Linked DNA regions of Homo sapiens: region 2 is linked to region 1. A link is a loop called in an ENCODE intact Hi-C map of the cell type or tissue named here. Cell type or tissue: mammary epithelial cell. All regions are shown on one strand. Each heading gives the region's core, and the rest is flanking DNA. Links, peaks and the distances in the headings are about the cores only. Region 1 overlaps KLB (klotho beta). Region 2 overlaps RFC1 (replication factor C subunit 1).

Region 1 (11,990 bases), core at 985-8,984:
CAATCACCTCATGGCATTGACGTGTTTGAAGAGTCCAGGCCAACTGCTTGTAGATTTCTCTGGTTGTTCTTCTGAGTCTAATGACTCAGTTAACCATTTCTGGAAATAATACTACATAGATGATGTGCCTTTGTATCATATCAGGAGGTAAATGATGTCAATTTGTTTCATTACTGAAGATATTACTGTGGTTGAAGTAGTATTACCAGATTTCTTGGTTAAGGTGGCATTTGTGGCTAGGCACACTTGTTCACTCCTGTAATCCCAGCACTTTGAGAGGCCGATGTGGGTAGATCACTTGAGCCCAGGTGGTCGAGGATGCAGTCTAGTGTGGGCGACAGGGCAAGACCCTGTCCCTCCTCCCTACTCCCCCCAAAAAAAAGAAAAAAGAAAAAAAAAGGTGATATGTGCCATATGGTAACTTTTCCATTTTTAATTAAGAAGTAATCTGATGCTGGCCAGGCTCGATGGCTCACACCTGTAATCCTAGCACTTTGGGAGGCCGAGGCGGGCGTATCACTTGAGGTCAGGACCTGTCTGGCCTGTCAGGACCAGCCTGGCCAACGTGGCAAAATCCTGTCTCTACAAAAAAAAAAAAAAAAAAATTAGCCAGGCAGGGTGGCATGGGCTTGTAATCCCAGCTACTTGGGAGGCGGAGGCAGAAGAATCACTTGAACCTCAGAGACGGAGGTTGCAGTGAGCCAAGATCGCACCATTGCATTCCAGCCTGGGCAACACAGTGAGACTTTGTCAAAAAAAAAAAAAAAAAAAGAAAAAAGAAGAAATCTGATGTTGATACTTGGGACTCTATGAATATCCTATTCCTCAACAACATTTCACTCCATGGTTTTAACATTCTTTCATGAACCGGGCCGGGCACAGTGGCTCACCTGTAATCCCAGCACTTTGGGAGGCCGAGGTGGGTGGATCACTTGAGGTCAGGAGTTCAAGACCAGCCTGGCCAACATGGTGAAGCCCCGTCTCTAATAAAAATACAAAAACTAGCCAGGCATGGTGGCTGGCATCTGTAATCCCAGCTACTCAGGAGGCTGAGGCAGGAGAATCGCTTGAACCCGGGGGGCGGAGGTTTCAGTGAGCCAAGATCGCGCCATTGCACTCCAGCCTGGGCGACAAGAACAAAACTCCGTCTCAAATAAACAAACAAACAAACAAACAAAACATTCTTTCATGAACCTTGCCTTAATCATTACTTTGTAAATTGCAAAATGGTAAATTTCTAATCGGATTATTCCCTCCACATTTATTAGCTGGATGATGTTTTATAATTCATTATTGTCACTATGATATTGTTCCTTTTGATGCTCAAGTTGTTTCAAATTTAGTCAATGGGACCCCCTCAAGCTGTTTCTGTCTTTTCCACATTTCCCTTTCAGTTTTTAAGCACTTCCTTATTTTCTGGCACAAGATGCCCACCTTCATCTCATTCTTCTCCTGGAAAAAGCCATTTCTCCAAGGAGTACAAGGTCCTTTTGGTGGGGAATAGGATTTTAGAAACAAGCTCTGGGAGCTGGGGTTGGGATTGGGATGCATCATCTTTAACTAGAAAATTAACCTCTTAGCAGACTAATCATACACACTTGCTGAGATTAATGCTTTCTGAAGGTTTTTAACGTAAGACATTTTTATTTGATCTTGCCTTGCCCCATAGCAAGACTGCCTTTTATAAACATCCTTTCAATACCATGATGTTCTGAGTTTTCAAAACATTAAAACTGGCCATCTAGGCTAGGAGGATTTTACTCAAATAATGAATTATATACGGATTTAACTTCATGCTCACATGATCAATGTTCTCTTAGTTTAATGTTCTAGATAACTGGTTGGCAGATGGCAAACGGGCAGTGATATGGTTTTGTAATTAAACTATGAAAGATGACACACGAAAAAACAATTAGAGGGAAGATATTTACCAAAGGTTAATTATAGTTTTTTCCTGGTGTATTTAAATTCTGTCATGAGGGGAAAAAGAAGTACTTTAAAACAAGTACTTAACTTTTACTTTCCCTTATTAATCTTGAATTTGGGAATGTTTTTCTTAAGGGCTTTGTTTTAGTTTGGACTCAAGGGCCTAGCAGGCAATTATTGCCACTAGGGAAAATGAAACCCAAGTCATGACTACATTGTGTTTGTATAGCGCTTTAGAGTTCCCAGAGCACCTTCCCAGAGTCACTGAGTCCTCACAGCACACCTGTGAGGTGGGTGCGATTACTCCGTCACTATATAGTTGCCAAGCCTGAGTTTCAAAGGGGCAGAACTAGAACAGGAGTCCAGGGCTCTCTCCTTCGTGGAGAGACACAGAATGAGACTCTGTCAGATCCAAGTGTCAACCTTGGGAGTTTCTAGGGATAGTCTACTGTCCTTTCCACCCATAACCCATTTATTCATCTGTTGGATGAATAAATGCTATGTTCTCACAGGCACATGGGTCGGGGAGACATGATGGATGCAAATGTGTTATCACTTGAACTTTTCTTTTCTTTTTTTTTTTTTTTTGAGATGGAGTTTTTGCTCTTGTTGCCGAGGCTGGAGTGCAATGGCATGATCTCGGCTCACTGCAACCTTCGCCTCCTGCGTTCAAGCGATTCTCCTGCCTCAGCCTCCAGAGTAGCTGGGATTACAAGCATGCGCCTCCACGCCTGGCTAATCTTGTTTTTTTGTTTTTTTTTTTTTTTTTAGTAGAGACGGTGTTTCTCCATGTTGGTCAGGCTAGTCTCAAACTCCCAACTTCAGGTGATCTGCCCGCCTCAGCCTCCCAAAGTGCTAGGATTACAGGCATGAGCCACCGCGCCCGGCCTGGATTTTTTAAATACAAGTTAGAAATTTGCATTCAGCAAAAGCAAGGGGTCATTGCCTACCCCACCGCACCAGCCTTTTTAAGGAATTGTGCCTGGGGTCAACCTCCTCTTCTCAGTGAAATCTCTACAACAGGAATTTCAACTTTGTCTTCAATTTATGGCAGGGTTTAGAATCTCTTTTGTAATTGCTTTTAATTGAGTGTACCAAGCCAATTTCCTGATGCATTTGAACAGAATCACTTCAAACCCCACCATATATAACCTAGGGTTTAAAGTTAAATGAACTGGAAAATGGCTTCCCAATGTTTTCTCAAACAACTTGTTTTCCAAGCCAGGACCTGGGTGTGGCTCCTTCTCTGTTTTCTGGTCTCCTTGGGAGATTTCAAGGGCTGGAATAGGCCTGGCGTGGTGGCCTGTAATCCCAGCACTTTGGGAGGCAGAGGTAGGCAGATCACTTGAGCCTCCATCTGCCAGCGCATGCTTGACCTAAATGAGCTTGTTTTTCACAGCCCGAGTCTGTGGCTTCGTCCCCACAGTTCAGCGATCCTCATCTGTACGTGTGGAACGCCACTGGCAACAGACTGTTGCACCGAGTGGAAGGGGTGAGGCTGAAAACACGACCCGCTCAATGCACAGATTTTGTAAACATCAAAAAACAACTTGAGATGTTGGCAAGAATGAAAGTCACCCACTACCGGTTTGCTCTGGATTGGGCCTCGGTCCTTCCCACTGGCAACCTGTCCGCGGTGAACCGACAGGCCCTGAGGTACTACAGGTGCGTGGTCAGTGAGGGGCTGAAGCTTGGCATCTCCGCGATGGTCACCCTGTATTATCCGACCCACGCCCACCTAGGCCTCCCCGAGCCTCTGTTGCATGCCGACGGGTGGCTGAACCCATCGACGGCCGAGGCCTTCCAGGCCTACGCTGGGCTGTGCTTCCAGGAGCTGGGGGACCTGGTGAAGCTCTGGATCACCATCAACGAGCCTAACCGGCTAAGTGACATCTACAACCGCTCTGGCAACGACACCTACGGGGCGGCGCACAACCTGCTGGTGGCCCACGCCCTGGCCTGGCGCCTCTACGACCGGCAGTTCAGGCCCTCACAGCGCGGGGCCGTGTCGCTGTCGCTGCACGCGGACTGGGCGGAACCCGCCAACCCCTATGCTGACTCGCACTGGAGGGCGGCCGAGCGCTTCCTGCAGTTCGAGATCGCCTGGTTCGCCGAGCCGCTCTTCAAGACCGGGGACTACCCCGCGGCCATGAGGGAATACATTGCCTCCAAGCACCGACGGGGGCTTTCCAGCTCGGCCCTGCCGCGCCTCACCGAGGCCGAAAGGAGGCTGCTCAAGGGCACGGTCGACTTCTGCGCGCTCAACCACTTCACCACTAGGTTCGTGATGCACGAGCAGCTGGCCGGCAGCCGCTACGACTCGGACAGGGACATCCAGTTTCTGCAGGACATCACCCGCCTGAGCTCCCCCACGCGCCTGGCTGTGATTCCCTGGGGGGTGCGCAAGCTGCTGCGGTGGGTCCGGAGGAACTACGGCGACATGGACATTTACATCACCGCCAGTGGCATCGACGACCAGGCTCTGGAGGATGACCGGCTCCGGAAGTACTACCTAGGGAAGTACCTTCAGGAGGTGCTGAAAGGTAAGGGCGGGGCCCCTTCAGACACAGGGCAGAGCGAGATTCCTGTTACCTGACAAGAACAAAGAATGGGAGCAGCAGGCTGGTGCCTGACAGCATCCAATTTGTGGCACCCAAGTCCTGTCAATTGAATTTTGTCCTGAAAACTGGCCTATGGGATTTTTGAAAAAATTTTAAAATCATAAAAGTAACACACACCAATTATAGAAAACTGGGCACGTGGAGAAGTTTTTAAAAAATCACCTGAAATCTCACTCCCCAGGATAAACAGTCACTATTTTGGGTTACTTATTTTCACCATGCTTGCTAGGCTTTAAAAAAATGGTTGTGGGTAAACAGGTGTATAAATTTATGGGATGCATGAAATGTTTCGATACAAGCATGCAATGTGAAATAACCACATCATGGTAGCTTAAGCGAGCGACAGTGAGTGAGTGGGTAAAACCAACTGTGATTCCTGGGCTGCACCAAGAGCACATCTGAGGTTCACAATCAGGCCAAATAGGCAACGTTTTTCTGCTTGTGACCCTTTAAACAAAAGTGACAACCTTCATTGCTCTGCTCCTTAAATTTGCTTTTTCCTCCAAGAGTTTTTGGATTATTTATGGATCAAGTTTCACTACAAATTTTTCAGACTTAAATTATACATATTTTCACCTTCTCCTTTACATAGATCATAAAAGAATAAATGTCAAAAAAAACCCTCTAATAAAAATCACTACCTTTATTATGGGCATAATTTTAGCTTGTTTCAATGAAAACTAAATTCTTCCTCAAAGATACTTCATAGTCCATTTGTGATTAATGTTAATTTCTTATCTTTTTCAGCATACCTGATTGATAAAGTCAGAATCAAAGGCTATTATGCATTCAAACTGGCTGAAGAGAAATCTAAACCCAGATTTGGATTCTTCACATCTGATTTTAAAGCTAAATCCTCAATACAATTTTACAACAAAGTGATCAGCAGCAGGGGCTTCCCTTTTGAGAACAGTAGTTCTAGATGCAGTCAGACCCAAGAAAATACAGAGTGCACTGTCTGCTTATTCCTTGTGCAGAAGAAACCACTGATATTCCTGGGTTGTTGCTTCTTCTCCACCCTGGTTCTACTCTTATCAATTGCCATTTTTCAAAGGCAGAAGAGAAGAAAGTTTTGGAAAGCAAAAAACTTACAACACATACCATTAAAGAAAGGCAAGAGAGTTGTTAGCTAAACTGATCTGTCTGCATGATAGACAGTTTAAAAATTCATCCCAGTTCCATATGCTGGTAACTTACAGGAGATATACCTGTATTATAGAAAGACAATCTGAGATACAGCTGTAACCAAGGTGATGACAATTGTCTCTGCTGTGTGGTTCAAAGAACATTCCCTTAGGTGTTGACATCAGTGAACTCAGTTCTTGGATGTAAACATAAAGGCTTCATCCTGACAGTAAGCTATGAGGATTACATGCTACATTGCTTCTTAAAGTTTCATCAACTGTATTCCATCATTCTGCTTTAGCTTTCATCTCTACCAATAGCTACTTGTGGTACAATAAATTATTTTTAAGAAGTAAAACTCTGGGGCTGGACGCTGTGGCTCACACCTGTAATCTCAGCACTTTGGGAGGCCGAGGCGGGGAGATCACCTGAGGTGAGGAGTTCGAGACCAGCCTGGCCAACATGGTGAAACCATGTCTCTACTAAAAATACAAAAAATTAGCCAGGCGTGGTGACAGTGGCACCTGTAATCCCAGCTACTTGGGAGGCTGAGGCAGAAGTTTGAACCCAGGAAACAGGTTACAGTAGGCCAAAATTGCGCCACTGCACTCCAGCCTAGGCGACAACAGCAAGACTGTGTCCAAAAAAAAAAAAAAAAGCAAAAGCAAAACTTTGTTTTGTTAGACTCTACAGCAGAGATTTAACACCCTTCTTTAAACTGGGTAGTCAGTGATAGATAATATATATTCTGTCACTTCTAATAAGGTGCCTTCTCCTTTAGGTCAGGGTGGTTCTAAAATGGAAAGAAAACACAATAGGGTAAGTAGTGCTTGTCTAAGCCAGTTACAACACAGACTCTTAAAGAGGATCAAGCCCTTCATTTTTCTAACAACAAAAAATCACCTATAGAATATCTAATTTGTGATCTTTTACTAGATCTGATTTTTTAAAATAATGTAATTTCCGGCCAGGCACGGTGGCACCGCCTGTAATCCCAGCACTTTGGGAGGCCAAGGCAGGTGGATCACCTGAGGTTAGGAGTTCGAGACTAGCCTGGCCAACATGGCAAAACCCCATCTCTACTAAAAATACAAAAGTTAGCCGGGCATGGTGGTGGGCACCTGTAATCCCAGCTACTCAGGAGGCCGAGGCAGGAGAATCGCTTGAACCCGAGAGGCAGAGGTTGCAATGAGCCAAGATCGTGCCATTGCACTCCAGCCTGGGGGACAGGGCAAGACTGTCTCTCAAAATAAAAAAAAATAATAAAAATAAAAATAAAAGTAATTTCCAAAACCTCATCTCATGGAAAGATCACAGGATGAAGGAAAGCTAGACTCAACTCTGTGAATAGAAGTTGCTATACTGTAAGTAAAGCAACAATTCAGAATACTGAATGAGTTTAAATTGTTTTATATAGCACCCTTTTGGGCTAGGGTTAATTACTAGATCTGACTTGGATAATTTGACACTTTGGGAAATGAACTCTGTTCTTGAGACTTGTTCAGTGTATTTTAAACATCTGAGGAAGAAAACTTAAATATGCACCTATTTATACCTATTCTTTCTTTAGGTCAACATTTAACACCCACTGCATACATTAATTTGTCCTTGTCTGCTCACTCCAGCAATTTAGACCTTAACAGTCACAAGAGACGTTCTTCTGTTACAAAGCCTTAGTAAATTAAGGCAGTTTTGATTATATTCTAGGTCCACCTATGTCTGAAGCTAAATTCAGTATCTAACTGCTAATGAACAAGTTTCCAAAATACTGTAAAAATACAATTAGTCAATTTGAGTAAATGCAAATATGATGAGAAATCAATTTGCTATTTGGCCTGGCAAATGGGAACAGTAAAATTCTGCTTTACTCTTCTCTAGTCTCCTTGCCCCAGCTGCACCCACTACCCCAAAGTTGGCAGTTTTGAGGTATGATTTTCAAGGAATTTTTTTAGTATTAACATCTCCCTCTGAGAACTATGTACCTAAGGTCACGCATACAACTAGTCAATTCTGTTTTTATTACTCTAACTATGTAGAAACAGTAAGTCACTTAAAACAATCACTTGGCTGGGTTTTTTCCCCTTTGTGCCACATTGATTCACCCTGACCCAAGAACTCCAGGGAAAATTCTTTAATGTCAACTGGGCAACTCATTAACCTCTCTTTAACATCAAGGGCTTGGGAAAAAAAAAAAAAAGGTTAGCCACAGGAATAACAAAAACCTGGAATTTATCTTTCAGGTTTTGCTTTCTCTTTCTCACTTTGTTTAAAGTATCTCGTACTCACAGTTCACAAATTAACCTTCACTGTCTCTTTCACATTAAGAGCTTATGCTTAAAGCATGCCCCCCTTTTCTAACTTGCTGGTTTACCATAAACTCCCCTAAGTAATAAAATTCCTAACCCAGTACTGAGAGTCCTCCTTCTCTGCCACTTGGGCATTATTTTACTAGTTTTTAAGCCATCATCGCACAAGAATCCAAAAACCCTTAAATTTTTTAACCACTGGCAAATATGTACAGCAAATTAGGTTAAGCATTTAATCTGGCTCATGCTCTATCATACTAAATATTCAGGTTTATCATAAACTCCTTAAAAACCATCAAAGGTCAACCAGAAACTGATAACTCTTGAAAGGAGCAAACAGGTAAGATCTTTGGAGTTTAAGCTTTTCTGAGATGTGTTGTGAAAAATCTAACGTGTTTATCGTATATTCAATGTAACAACCTGGAGAATCACAACTATATTTAAAGAGCCTCTGGAAAATGAGGCCAGTACAGTGTGACTACATGTTTAATTTTCAATGTAATTTATTCCAAATAAACTGGTTCATGCTGACCACTTGTATTCAACTAACAACCTGGTCAATTTTAAGAACTGTTGAATGTGAATGGGTTTGGCATTGTAAATGGGCTCTGCCCCAAGACTGCCTCCCCTGAATCCCTTTCTGCCTAGTTGTGCACCAACTTGGTATGTTACTTCTGGGTATATTTTCTCAAAAAATGTGGCTCAGGTGTGGTGGCTCACACCTGTAACCCCAGCACTTCGGGAGGCCAAGGTGGGCGGATTGCTTGATTCCAGGAGTTTGAGACCAGCTTGGGCAACGTGGCAAAACCCTCTCTACAAAAAACTAGCCAGGCATGGTGGCACGTATTTGTGGTCCCAGCTACACAGAAGGCTGAGGTGGGAGGACTGCTTGAGCCTGGGAGACAGAGGTTGCAGTGAACCAAGATCACGCCACTGCACTCCAACCTGGGTGACAGAGACCCCGTCTCAAAAATATGTGGACACCTACATCTAAAAATTGCAAAAATAGTGCACAAGTGCTTATCCATAGTAGACACAGAAGACAATAATTAAGTTTTCCCTGGAGAACTAGGCTCATTTGTTATACCCAAGTTATTAAAAAAAAAAAATCACTGTTTAGCTACAGTCTCTTAAGTTACCTTATGAAGGTCAGACCCAGCATGCCAGTCCATTTCATGCTCAAAGAAATCTCATTTACTCCCACAGCAGCTACTCCCCATAAGCTGATCCTCTCATGAGCATCTCCACCCCACTAGAATATTGCCACTTGGAAATTTCTCCCACAAGCCTCATACTGTTTTGAAATCCTGTCAATACCTTCCCAAAATCTCTCTCTTCCAGTCCCACTGCTATTACTGAGTTCCTTGGCAATCCAGGAAACAGCTACATGCCATTGTTCTGGTAGCTGGAATACACCAGAGTACAAAATTACCTCCTTGTGAAGGTTACATCCTAGCAGAAAAAAACACATCATCAATACACAACCAATTGTAAATATTAAAATTACAAATGCTATTGACAAAAACAAGTGGAGAAGGGTAACGAGACAGTAGGACAAGCTTAAGGAGCCGGTCTACTATTTTTAATACGGTGGTCAAGGCAGGATTCACTGAATAGACCTGAAGGTAAGTGAAATTAGCCACACAGCTCAGCTGAGAGCATTCCAAAGGGAAAACGACAACTTAAATGCTTAATGACAGAGTGCTTGGTATAGAGGATTAGCCAGGTCAATTCAGCTATAGCGCAGAAGTCAGAAAAATTGAGTTAAAAACGGCTGCAGGTACAATGGGGAGGCTATTTTAAAAAGAAAAAAGGGAAAAAAAACCTGTTGCAGGATTTGAAACAGTGCTATAATCCATTTCAAAATCAGTACCCTGGCTGATGCTGAAAATAGACAGGAGAGGAAGATGACCAGTTGACTGTCACAATAATCCAGGTGAACTTCGCAGGTCTTTGTTTCATTTTCTACATTGTAAAAAATTTGTATCTAATGGACCCATATTTCCCAACCTTTCGAGGATGTGATCTTACTTCACGTTGATCCCATTCATCGCCTACAACCCCATCCGTTATTTCTGAGCAAATCCGAGATTTATGATTTCCTCCAAATTTCTTAAAAACCTAACCAAATAGTCATCAAACAACAAGACTCCTTAATGTATGTTCAATTAGTGTACTTGAATCCAGATCTAAGACGTATAGGGCATGGTGACCCATGCCTGTAGTTCCAGCCCTCTGGGAGGCCAAAGAGGAACACTTAAGGCCAGGAGTTCAAGACCAGCCTGGGAAACATGAGACCCCATCCATACTTTAAAAAAAAAAAAAAAAAGATGTGACGGTGCCTGCCTGTAGTCCTTGCTACTAAGGAGGCTGAAGCAGGTAGGATTATTGCTTGAGTCCAGTAGGTTGAAGTTACAGAGCTATGACTATGGCACTGTATTCCAGCCTGGGCAACTGAGTAAGACATTGTAAGATCCAAGATAACATATATGCCAACTGATCGTGACCTCTGTCCTTATATTTACTTTTTCTGATAAAGTACCTGACCATACCTTACAATGAAGGTACTTAGTACGTTTTCCTGACGCATTTGATCAAGGATGAATGTTAAATTTTGCCTTAGAAATTGCAGTTTCCATCAAATGAGATGTAGAATTCACAAAGGTTTGGGGGTCACCATGTTGACCTAAGTCTAGTTATGGTGGCCTTGTACCATATTTAAAGTATAACACATGGAATTAAGAGATTATGGAAGGGTTATCAATTTTTAAAAACAAGTTCTAGGGTATGGAAGTAAATGGCTGAGGTAAAGGACAAGATTATTGAGACCATGAACCAAACCAACTACACCTTCTAATTCTAACTGATGCTGTATCACTCTGTTCTACTCCTCAGCTGTTTCTCCACCAGTGACTAAGACAACATTTGCCTTACCAAATATTCAAATTCATGCCTCAGCAAATTTAGACACTTTCAGGGTATTCCTAAAGTTCTATATGCAATGATGAATGGCCTCATGTTTGCCTGTCACTGGTACAATATTCCTCTTGCCTAAAATATATCCTTGCTATTCCTTCAAGAACCAGATTAAAGCTCCTTGTTCCACGAGGGAAAAAAACTAGCTAAAAAGGATAACCGGTTTAAGAAGAAGGTCCAAATCAATAGGTCTTTTATTGCATCATTTAAATATCACAAGTAGGTCTTAAGTGTCATCTGGCATCTTCTTTCTGTAGCCAGGTAACTGTAAAAAAAGAAAAAAAATCTGTAAATCCCCATCAATACACTTGCCCAGGAAAGTACTAATCTTTTTTCTGTACTATTCTAAATAATCTAAAACATACCTCAAGACTATGACTTACTGATTCATAGTAAACTATACGTAGTAAAATGCATGCCAATTCCATCTTTTATTCTGTCAAATTTACTGTGTTCCAGAATGCTTAACTCTCCATTTTCTATTACTACAAATTCAGTTTAAGTCTTTTAGTAAATTAAGAGCTTCATTCAACTAGAGCAGTAATAAAACTTAAGACACTGTAAGAACTTACCTCTTAGATCTTATTCATCAGCCTGCTGAACAGTTCCTTTTTCAGAGACATAGATACCATCCAAAAATTTCCTGATATCCTTGTTTTTAACTGTTGTGGCTTGCTGAATCAAAGCCGCTATAGGAGTGAAGATAAAGCAATTAATACATCAGCCTAACCCATCTTAAAAAGAAAGTATTTCATTATGTGCTGTACTTAAAATTTCAGAATGTGACCTTTTTATTTTCACAATTTAAAAAGCTAATCAAATAAAAATTAGCAAAATACTGTATTTTAAACAAGATTTAGACAAAATCTTGTAGGCATAGTTAGACATAGTAAACATACAAACCTGAATTTGAAACAAGCTCAATGTCATTTCCTTCAAGGATTAATTCATCTTTCTGGGCTTGAGATACTGAACAAGCAACACCTAAAAGGGGAGAGGGCATTTGCACAGCATCAAATCTGTGTAAAAAATATTT
Region 2 (11,990 bases), core at 2,476-10,475, 130 kb before region 1:
TTCACCACATTAGTGATCAGAAATGAGGTCTAATTCCCCAATCCCTGCCCGCAAGAGCTAAGTAGGATCTTAACTGTAAGTTGAAGGGAGTTTTGCCCGAACTCATGGATTGTACAAGAACAAACTGCTGCTGGGTTGGATGGTCTGCCAATGGATTGTGGTGTGGCATATCTGAAGGCTACTGAATGCAACTTATAATGCTTAATAAAAAATTTTTACTGTTTTATGGGAAAAAAGGGAAAAAAGGCAACTCTTGCTATTGTTAAAAAGGGAAAGTTTTGATTCTAAAAAGCTAAGCAAGTGTGAGCTCGTGCCTTCCTCTCTGCTCATTACTCTAGGATAGTAAATCTAGCAATCTTCTAGTAACTTAAAGGCAAGATCGTATTATCTCTGGATTGGAAAGATAACTCTCATAATGTATAATATAAGAGATACTTGCCAAAGAGAGCTGGATGGAAAAGACATTAAATCTTAATTGGAACTATGTTGAGTTATATATTTTTGCAATGGTTCAATAAAATTATACAACCAAACAAAATGAAAATTATACATGACATTCCAAGTTACTTATTACTCTTTTAATAGAGAATTGAGATTAATAAACTTAAAATGGGCTTGAAAAGCAGCAGCCAACCAAAATTCAAAGACTGCCTCCATGTAAGTTCAATCCTTCACCATTCAGATGAAGAATCTTTCTCGGAAGACAAAAAGAAACAGCTATGAAGGTGCTTGGAAAGAAAAGGTTTGACTAACAATATCTCAGGGTCCCTTGAAGCCTTTATGGGTTCTTGGATTGAAATGATCTACTGTAACACTACAGGAACTTAACTACTTCTGAACAAACTCAAAACAACCCTGGAAAAATTGCACATGCAAGCCCCTATATCCCATATCCCAAACATCTATTATCTCCCAAATTATCACCCACTATGGCTCTGATTATCTTTTTACTTATCCAATCTTAGCACTTCTAGCCTCCCTATCAAACTCTTCTATTCTAGAATTTGGCTAAGCTCTTACTCCAGGAGCAGCCAGCCACCCCTAGTATCCTCAACCTCTTCTCCAACATTCCCTCCATAGCCTTGCCTTCACTGAAACCTGTCTGTCCCCTCAGGGCACCACTTTGACTGAAGTCCTCTCAAGCAGAACTTGTTTGGTCTCTCATACCCATGTACAGGAGGCAAGACTGGCATCTTCCTGCAGGCTCCCATAAAACCCATAAGCCCCTTAAGGCCGACCTTCTCGCTCCCCACTCCGGTCCCAGCTACACCATCTCTCCCTCTCTTTATTAGGGGAGCTATTAATCTCTATATGTACTTATATATACCAAGCAAACTGAAAATTAAATTTATACATATATTGTATACTTATCCCCTCCCCTCCTGCCTTCTTAGAAATCTCATGCTACAATTGATTCTCCTTCTCCTGCTGGTATAACTTCCATCTCTCCCTTTCTGGTAGGATCTATCCCATTAGCAAAACGCATGCTTTAAATATCTCCTACCATAAAAATACTTAAATCTCCCCCTAAATTCCACTTTCCATTCTAGCTAGAAGTCACTTCCCCTTCTAGTCCTTCTAGCTAGAAGTCCTCCCACTTCTTTCTCCTTCACAGCCAAACTTATCAAAAATATCTACTTTTGCTGTCTCCATTTTGTCTCCTCACACTCACTCTTCCACCCGCTTCCATCAGGCTCTGCCTCCACTGTCCTTAGCTCTTGCTAAGGCCACTAAGGATCATTAATTCATGTTACTAAATGGAACAATTTCCGGTCTTCCCTTACCTGGAATCTTAACAGCATGACAGACTTAACTACTCAATCATTTTTGAAATACTCTCTCTTCCCTTTGCTTCTGTGATCCCACGCTTATCAAACTTCTCTCCCATATTTGTAGCTGCTACTTCTCAGTTTCCTTTTGGTTTCCACCCTCTTCTACTTCACAAAGAAGCAGGGGCCAAGGCCCTCTTCTCTTCTTGTTCTGTACTAGTTTACCAGATGCTATTAATCCCTTCATGCCAAGAATGCCCAAGTTTGTCCATCTAGTTCTGACTTCTGTTCTAAGCTCCAGTCCCACATATCTGCTTGTCTACTCAGCATCTCCATGTGGACATCTCACATAACCCTAAAGCACAGTGTGGCCAACAACGAACTCATTATCATCTCCCCAAACTAGCCCTGCCACCAATCGCATGATCCACCAAGCTGCTCATGCCAATAACAAGATCATCCCCAATACTCTTTCTTCTCACTTTCCACTTCAATTATCACCAAGTCCCATAGATTTTGCCTCTTCTAGTGAAACCTCTCCACTTTTCGACATTTTCACTGCTCCCCCAGACCAGTCCCTATCACTTCTCACCATCTCTCCTGATGATCTCTGTGTAGCTATTTCTGCCCCATCCACAGCACTTGGTACATCAGCAGCCAGAGCGATCTTTCAGAAATTCAAATCTGGTCATGTTATCCCTCCACTTTAAAATTCCTTCTCGGCCGGGCCCAGTGGCTCACGCCTGTAATCCCAGCACTTTGGAAGGCCAAGGCAGGCAGATCACCTGAGGTCGAGAGTTCGAGGCCAGCCTGACCAACATGGAGAAACCCCATCTCTACTAAAAATACAAAATTAGCCAGGCATGGTGGCGCACGCCTGTAATCCCAGCAACTCCAGAGGCTGAGGCAGGAGAATCGCTTGAACCCAAGAGGTGGAGGTTGCCGTGAGCTGAGATTGCGCCACTGCACTCCAGCCTGGGCAACAGGAGCGAAAACTCCATTTCAAAAACACAAAATAAAAATTCCTTCTCTTAGACAAAAGTCTTAAACATTAGGCCCTGCAAGATGTGATCCTATTAACCTCTTTGGCCATTCTCATCCCTTGGTCACTATGCTCCAACCATAATTTTTCTTTCAGTTCCTCAAACATACCATGCAAGAACCTTCCCCCTGCAGGAACATCATACATTCTGGCCCCTCTGCCCAGACCACCACGCCATCACAACCCCTTCACACCTGTTGAATCCCTTTCATTCTTCAAGTCTCCATTTAAATGTCACATTCTACATGCCCCACCAAGGACCAGGTTCCTCTGTTATACTACCTAAGGGCATCTTAGATTTTTCCCTCATAGCACATATCCCAATTATAATTAAATTATTTATTTAATGTCTCTTTCTTTAGGCTATAAGTGCCATGCAAGCAAAAACATTAGTTTTGTCACTGGTATAGTCTCAAAGCTCAGCCTTTCTAGGGCTACTTGTTATTTAAAGGGAAATTTTTCTAAGTATCAAGCAGTGATTCATAACATGAATAAACATCCCTAATTCTTGAAGACAGTAACTGAAGCTTTTCTGTTGCTCATTTTTAATTATTAATCCTCTGCTGCTATAATCATCGTGAATACATACATGGACCCATACGGCAGAGGCCCTCACAGAATGGCATGCCCTCTCAGTACTCTTACCTTTGGTATTTCTTTGGAGCCCAGAGCCTTGGGACCTTCTCGATTTAAGTAGCTTCGATAAGCTTGATAATTAGTGCGTTTCTTTTCAGAATCTTCAGGACTTACAGACTTTGGGAACAGGGAAAGGAAAATGAACAAAGTCATACAGAATTCATGCAAAATTTAAAATACATATCTAGAAATAAACATTATTTTTATTGTGTCACTTCTGTGTCTGGCTGTGAAATTAACAGTTTTAGCTACACAAGTACTTCCTAACTTACAGACAACTGACTTACGAACATCCCTGCATCAGCGCTTCTCAAAACTTTCCACTCTCTAAAGCCACACACCTCAGGGCAGATTATGGGAATAAGCCAAGTTGCCAGCTCCAAGCAAAGAAATGCAAAAAGTGTTTTACTTTAGGAATTCACCTGAATTTTAAATTATATTTCATGATATATCCATATATCCATGTTTAACGGGAAAATACATTTTTTCCCCAAGTAAACCTGATCGCCCGAGAAGATATTCTGTGTTAATCCTATGACCTTCCATGCCCCTAAAGCACCAGCCTGCATCCCTAAGGACATAAGCATTCCAGTAGGAGAATCTAAACAGTCAGCTCAAAGAAGGTACAAGCTTTACTCCAAAGAGAAGACACGTTCTCTATGCTATTTCATCTCCTCCCATTCTACTTCTCTCGGGGAATTTACCATAGGTATATCTCAGAAAATCCTGGGGAAACTTTTCAAACTATGCATCCCTAGATCCACCTCCAAGTTTCTCTTTCGGAGATATGGGGTATGGCTAGAATGTGTTTATGTGGGGGAAAAATATCTTAGATAGCTCTCATTTAAGAACCACTATCAGGTGTTTGTTATTTTTCCACTTCCTATTTTAACATTATTTTTAACTTGTAAGCAATCCCAAATCCTTTTGAGAGTAGACAAAATAGTAACTTCTATACAAAGAAATGGCGGCCGGCTGCAGTAGCTCACGCCTGTGGTCCCAGCACTTTGGGAGGCCGAGGTGGGTGGATCACGAGGTCAGGAGATCGAGACCATCCTGGCTAACACAGTGAAACGCCGTCTCTACTAAAAAAATACAAAAACTAGCCAGGCTTGGTGGCGGGCGCCTGCAGTCCCAGCTGCTCGGGAGGCTGAGGCAGGAGAATGGCGTGAACCCAGGAGGCGGAGCTTGCAGTGAGCTGAGATCGCGCCACTGCACTCCAGCCTGGGTGACAGAGCGAGACTCCGTCTCAAAAAAAAAAAAGGAATGGCTTAACCAATAAAATAGTTCAGCTGGTTTGGCTAAGAGGTCGATAAGCCATTAACAGGCTGGTCCTAGAATCTAACCCTACTTTCTAACAATGGTTCTCAAATGTTGGTGTGTGTTCATATCATATGAGGAGCTTATTAAAATACAGCTGCCCACACCACATTCCCTGGGAAACTCCATTTTTTTAACAAGTTTCACAAGAGAGTCCAGTGCATACCAACATGGAAAAACGATTAATTTACGACACTCATTCTATGAAAAGAATTCTGAATGGTAAACAGCGTATACAATAACTTTGAAGGACACCCACTTTATGAAGTCAGAATTATTTGACCAAGACCAACTAAATGTATTAAATAGACTTTATTTGACGTTTCCAACCAAAACTGCTTAAGTAAAAGTTTTGAGTTATTTCTATTCTAACTTTAAAAAGTACAGTGAAGAGTATCATTTAAAGATTTCCTCTTTCTTCATAAAAACAGACTGCCTCTGTAAATGGAACATGTTTTAGTGTGCCTGAAGAAAACCATTCATTTACCAGATAAGCATTTAGTGCAGAAAAAATCTGAGATCAAAAAGTTAATTGCTCCTTTAAGCGTATTTATAAGCATTGTCCACAAACAAAAGCATTCTGAAATCATCACCATTTCACTGTTCTGCACTAAAATATAATGGTGATGACCAGTTAAAATAGGTGATATTCTGCTTTTAATCCTAAGTGCCTAAGAGGCATGAATGAATAGTGGTTTCTCATTATGAATCTAAAGTAGTTCCAAATTGGAGATTCAGAGACCGTTCGCTTCTCAAATATATTTCCTAGCAAAATTTTTCAAAGATATTCATTATCTCATCATTTTTTCCTTTAAAAATAATTTCAGTATCGCAACACTGTTGTACAAGAATAAAAAAGAGTAAATTTAGGACTAAGCCAAATAACAATCATTTTAATAATAATAGTTAAGATGGCACTTATTAGGTCCCAGGCACTGCTCTAAGTGCTTTTACATATGAAGTCATTAGGTACTATTATTATTATTCCTATTTTACAAACAGCACCAAAGCACAGACAGGGGAAGTGACCAAACCTGCTCAGAGTCCCAGAGCCTGAAACTGGCTCCAGAGCCTGTGTGTGGAGCCACTATGTTATACTGCTTCAGAGGACCTGAGTTCAAGGCTGGCCCTGCCACTTACCAGGTGGATGATCTTAGAATAGTTAAACTCTTTCAGCCTGTTTCCTCGTCTTTAAAAGTTGAATAATAAAAATAAATATCTCACAGGGTTGTTGTGAAAATTATATGAGCTACCACATGTAAAGTATTCGCACAGTATCTGACACACAATAACAATAAATATGGGCTTACTTAGCTATATTAATACTCCATATCCTACAACAGCTTCTAAATAAGATATCTTAAAAATATTATAATGACTTATGATCGTTAGAAATAAAACTTGAAAACAAACCCAGACTAACACATAGCACCAAAATATATACAGCAGTCCCCCTTTATCCGAGGAGGGTATGTTCCAAGACCACCCCAGTAGGTGCCTGAAACCACAGACAGTACCAAACTATATATATACTTACATGTACTGTTTTTTCTATCTAATAACCAAGCCGGCTACCAAGTGACTAACGGGTGGGTAGTGTATCCAGCATGGTTATGCTGGACAAAGAGATGATTCACATCCTGGGTGAGATAAAGCAGGTTGGCCAGAGAGATTTCATCATGTTACTCAGAAGAGTACCCAATTTAAACCTTATTAATTGTTCATTCCTGGAATTTTCCATTTAATACTTTCAGAACATGATTAACCACAAGTAACTGAAACTTCAGAAGGCAAAACCATGGATAAGGGGGAATACTGTACTCCCTAGAAAGTTCCTACCAAGGCCGGGCGCGGTGGCTCACACCTGTAATCCCAGCACTTTGGGAGGCCAAGGTGGGCAGATCACCTGAGGTCGGGAGTTCAAGACCAGCCTGACCAACATGGAGAAACCCCGTCTCTACTAAAAATACAAAATTAGCCAGGCATGGTGGCACATGCCTGTAATCCCAGCTACTTGGGAGGCTGAGGCAGGTGAGTTGCTTGAACCTGGGAGGCAGAGGTTGCAGTGAGCCGAGATTGTGCCACTGCACTCCAACCTCAGCAACAAGAGCAAAACTCCATCTCAAAAAAAAAAAAAAAAAAAAACAAAGTTCTTACCTCTTTTTTAGCTGGAGAACTTTTGGTTTTCTTAGGAGTTTTTGTCTCTCCTTTCAATTTAATGGCATTTTCTTTTCTTTTTGAGGCCACAGGCTCTATTTCTTTATAAGAGCTCTCTTCTTTTCTTTTCATAATTGCCAGCTTAGAACTGGCCTTGGGAGAAGAGACTTCTCCTATTTTGTCAGCTGATGACTTGGAATGTTGCTGAGATTCTTTTGAACTTTCATATTTACTTTGCTTCCTAGGACTGTAGCTCTTTCTTTCATCTGAAACTTGTGCTGTTTTTACTAGGAAGAAAGAAAAGATTATGGTTGTTGTTTTTGGAAAATGATAATCTATATCAACTTTTCTTTCATTTTTCAACTGAGTAATCTTAGCACAGAATATACCCTGAAGGCCCAAAGTCCTAAAGTGTCAAGACCATCTGTTTATAGTAAATCTATAAATACATTTACTTATAGGACTAAGATCATCTAGACTAGCAGATGATTTGCTATCAGAACCACTGAAGAATAAAACCTACAGGCAATAAGCAAGAGAGCTGAAGATGACCTGGCCAACTATGAGTCAACTCTGAGACTACCTCTGACATGAAAAGCTCAAAACATCTAGGTTCTTCATCTTTATATATTGAAATCCACATATTGCACTATACTTGGAAATTAACAAGAAGCCAGGAGTTTTAACACAATTCTCACAGTAATCATAGAGCAGATGGGCATTCTGTACCAGCTAGCATCCAAAGAGCTTTCAAAGTTTCTAAGTTCAATATGCTCTAATAGTCCTGTGAAATAATGTCTACCTAACAATACATAATTACTGAATAGGATACTTAAACAAGATTATCATGAATTTACTTCCATGAAGACAAGTGCTCCATCTTACTTTTTTCTGCTAGTATTACCTTTATGAGGATATTTATGTTTTTCTGCTTTACTTAAATTGGCTTGGACAGATGAAAACGTTTCTCCCGCTTCTGTGTCCTTTCGAGCCTAAACAAATTTTAAAAGTGTCAAATGTGACAAATAATAGAAAAACTATTACCATAAAATCTGTTGTTAAAATCCATCAAAATTTTAAGGGTCACCTTTCAACTAGCAGGACACTACAATAAACTGTCATTCATTCATCCACAAAATTTCCAAGGCAAATGAGGCATATTTTATTACTTCATGTTACAAATGAGGAAACAGATGAAAGGGTATAAAAATACATCTATAAAAATTATCTCTCTTCATCCCAACCTGTAAATCTGGAAGTAGAAGCCTTATTTCTCCTTCATCTCAACTCTCAAATTGTTAGTATTAAGTAGTTAAAAACTAAAATCTAAATTTAAAAGACTAAAATAAAAATAAACAAAAGCTCGAAAGAAAATGAGAGCACTTTCTCAAAGGGGAAAAAAATATATCCATTCTTTCCACTGCTCCTTCAAAACTCCATTTTATAAAAAGTTCACAAATTGAGGTGTGTGATACAGTCTTTTAAAGTAATTATAATTTGAGTGTCTTTAGATGAAATAAGACTTTTCAAATGGCAAAGTCTCTACCACTCCCTACTGTCTTAATACCTGCCTGTTTAGTCTTAGCTCCTGATGTATCTAGGTTTACAACTCTCTGCTTTAAAGAAGTAAAATCTTTTGAAGTAATCACATATTGACATTGACAATTATATTAACAGAATGTGATTCATCAGAAATAAAGCTAATCTCCTGGAGATAAATAAAAAATAAAAATAAAAAAATTAAAAAAATTAAAGTCTTGATGTTTTAAAGATTCCCCAAAATAAGGCTGAGGCAGGCAGATCACTTGAGCTCAGGAGTTCAAAACCAGCTTGGGCAACATGGCAAAACCCCATCTCTACAAAAAACACAAAATTATTAGCTGGGTGTGGTAACACATGCCTGTAGTCCCAGCTACTTGGGGGGCTGCGGTGAGGGGATCAATCAAGCCCAAGAAGTCAAGGTTGCAGTGAGCTGAGATAGCACCACTGCACTCCAGCGTGGGTGACAAAGTGAGACCTCGCAAAAAAAAAGAAAGAAAAAGATTCCTCAAAATATACTCATTATTATATGAGACTGTCATAATATAGATCTTAGAGTTAACTAATTAGAACTGACAAAACTGTGCTTCCTGAAAAGACAGTGATTAATACTGAAGTTATTAAACTTGTGTTCCAAAAGAATTTTTATGAGCATTATTTTCTGAACAAGTACATAAGAACTCCTATGATAAAGGAGTAAGGAAAAGGTAAACTGGGCACAGAAGCTCATGCTTCTAATCCCAACACTTTGGGAGGCTGAGGTGGGAGGATAGCTTGAGCCCATGAGTTCGAGGCTTCAGTGTGCTATGAACGTGCCAGTGTAATCCAGCCTGGGCAACAGAGTGAGACCTTGTCTCAAAAAAAAAAAAAAGAACTAAAAGGCCAGGCATGGTAGCTCACATCTATAATCCTAGCACTTTGAGAGGCTGAGGCAGGAGAATCACTTGAACTCTGGAGTTCAAGACCAGCCTGGCCAACATAACAAAACCCCCTCTCTACAAAAATATACAAAAATTAGATGGGTGTGGTGGCACACACCTGTAGTCTCAGCTACTCGGGAGGCTGAGGCAGGAGGATCACTTGAGCTCAGGAGGCAAAGGTTGCACTGAGCCCAGATCAGGCCACTGCACTTCATGAGAGACCCTGTCTCTAAAACAAATAAAATAAAATATAAAAAGAATAAGGAAAAGATATAATTCTTTGTTTTGTGATAAAAGGTTCTGGTTTGTTTTGATGCCGTCACCCTTCTTTTAAGAAGAATAAGTTTCTCAATGAGCTTCCCCAAAAACATTTTTATAAAATAATTTAATTTCTTTCTGGAAAAGTTATTCATGTTTTGGCTAGAGCCTAGAACACGCAAGTATGAACACTGATCTGTACTGTATATTCAGAACGCAAATAGCCCAACATTATGCCACCTTTTTGGTCTTGGGTTCTTCATCCAACATGGCTAATGTTCTGGCAAACTCTTCATCTTCATGCAACTGCCTCTCCAGCTGTAAAATGTGTCAGCAAAGTGAGTTGAGTTGCTCTTTTTCTTTTCGTAAATAGAATTTTTAAATGTCTGATTCATATATTTAGAAGAAACTAGAAAAACATTTTCCAGAAAATAATTATGACATTTTCCCACTCAACATTAATAGTGAAGTATCACAGGTTTGTTTCACTAAGCTGAATCAGATTTTGGAACATACAGTTCTGGTTTTGCAGGGATGACAGATAAAGTGAGCATATTTTTAAAGTCATATTTCTTACTTATAAAACATGAGGTCTGTACTTTTCTCTTAATGGTTCTTATGCAACACAGCTTTCTTATTTCTATTTATTATCTAAAAAGACCTCTGAAAGGAATCTCAACCTAATAGGAAAACACAATCATCTGGGGAGTACAAAAATAGTGAATCTAAGAATTTAAAAAAATTATACAGTATTTTTTTGGCACATATAGTAAGCTATATACAAATGTAAAATCACTTTTACTATCAAACTCCTATTTTCAATTACTAATTCAAATGCATCTGTTCTCACTTTTGAAAATTTAAGTCATCATGTCAGGAGTTCTACTAACATGCTAATGTAACACAGAGACATTCTAGTTATCTCAGTTATTTCAAAATACTTTCACATTCAGCAAAATGGAGCTCTTCCAAAAGAGAATATATAGCAGTGGAGTATCTTTCTCATTATAAACCAAATGGCTGTATGCTCCCTGGTAAAATGGCCTTACGTGATATTCAATAAAAAACACCCTACATTATTCAAACAAAGAAAAGGACTTCAAAATCCACTCAATCTTTTAAAAGTGAAGTGAAAAAAAAGGGAGGAAAAACTCTTACAGGGATAATTAGTAAAGACATCTTCAGTTACTGACACCTAGAAGTCCTTAATCAGATTAATAAATTACCCAAACAAGATTCTGAAAGAATGTGATAAAAATGGAAAAATAGAGGATTGTGATACAAAGTACCACACCTGGTTTGGAAAGGATTAGGTAACCCTCTAGTATTTGGATCAGGAGAAGTCAGGTTCCTAAAAATTACTTCCTAGTTTGACCTAGGCTACTTGTGCTACCTTGAGTCATGTGGATACTCGCTTGTAGTTTATGTAATTCAGTGTGATCAAATAAGATAGAAAAACATTTTGAAAACACAAACTAAACTGCCAAAGTAATAAAATGTGAACAATCACAATATTGTTCTCTCACAATAATACTTATCAAGAGCCCATTGTATGCCAGACACTAAGATAAGCACTGATGTAACAATGGTTGAGTGAGACATAAATGGTTGAGACAAATGGTTGAGTGAGAGTCCTGGTGAGGGGACCTTAGAGCCTATACTTGCCATTCTAATTAAATAGCAAGTATAATAAATGATAATAGTAGCTATGACAGAGTGTGACAGAGTATATCGGAGGGGTTTCTAATATAGTTGAGGTAGTCTGGGAAAGTGACACTTAAGCTAAGCAAGAGGAAGGGAGTTCTAACAGCCGGCAGCTAAGCCTGGAACCTCTGACAGAGATGAGCGCTCCTCCCTGAAATACTTTCTTTGGCTTCTGTAAGATATCAACCTCTCCTGATGTTCCTACTTCACTAGCCACTCTCTCCTCTCCTTTGCTGGATCATCCTCCTTTTCCTGACCTCTAACAGTGGCCCAGGGCTCAATCCTGAGACCTTTCTTTCTTTTCTATTTGCATTATCTCCCCATGATCTCATCCAGTTACACAGGTTTAAATATTACTCAACTGGTAATGATTTCCAAATGTCCATCTTCAGTTTAGACTTCTCCCCTGAGTTCCTGACTCTTCTACCCAACCACCTACTCTGCCTTTCCATTTGGAAGTCTATTAGACATCTCAAACTTAACTTGTCCAAAAGATCTCTCTGTACCAAACCTGTTCTGCTTCCTGTGTTCCAGCCTTAGTAAATCGTATCACCATTCACCCAGTTGTTAAGGCCATAACTGAATATTATTTTCCGAGAGACAAGGTATTGCTCTGTCACCCAGGCTGGAGTGCAGTGGCACAAT

What was found. A loop is a pair of places that touch in the nucleus more often than their neighbours do. Peaks named below come from ENCODE experiments on the same cell type or tissue, not always from the same donor. Only the 100,000 strongest peaks of a DNase experiment are listed, where the experiment ranks them.
Region 2: it touches region 1 in a loop (4-fold over the local background); 5 of 110 quality-filtered maps call a loop at or near these places.

The regions. Positions count from the first base shown.
Region 1 is chr4:39,443,007-39,454,996 of GRCh38, forward strand. It overlaps KLB (klotho beta), which reads left to right. Exons shown (of 5, transcript NM_175737.4): 4 at 3,326-4,469; 5 at 5,295-8,527. The coding sequence ends at 5,680. RPL9 (ribosomal protein L9) reads right to left here. Exons shown (of 8, transcript NM_000661.5): 6 at 11,858-11,938; 7 at 11,527-11,643; 8 at 11,118-11,219. The coding sequence ends at 11,537. Among named protein-coding and RNA genes, the nearest start is that of RPL9, 9.9 kb to the right of the region's middle. RefSeq lists an enhancer at 4,123-4,312. In mammary epithelial cell, for the core only: a CTCF peak has its summit at 4,133; no DNase peak of the experiment used is centred there; H3K4me3 peaks cover 628 bases.
Region 2 is chr4:39,313,459-39,325,448 of GRCh38, forward strand. RFC1 (replication factor C subunit 1) reads right to left here. Exons shown (of 25, transcript NM_002913.5): 7 at 9,882-9,959; 8 at 7,829-7,916; 9 at 6,925-7,211; 10 at 3,457-3,564. Among named protein-coding and RNA genes, the nearest start is that of RFC1, 47 kb to the right of the region's middle. In mammary epithelial cell, for the core only: no CTCF peak of the experiment used is centred there; DNase peaks (open chromatin) are centred at 6,413 and 7,483; H3K27ac peaks cover 2,302 bases.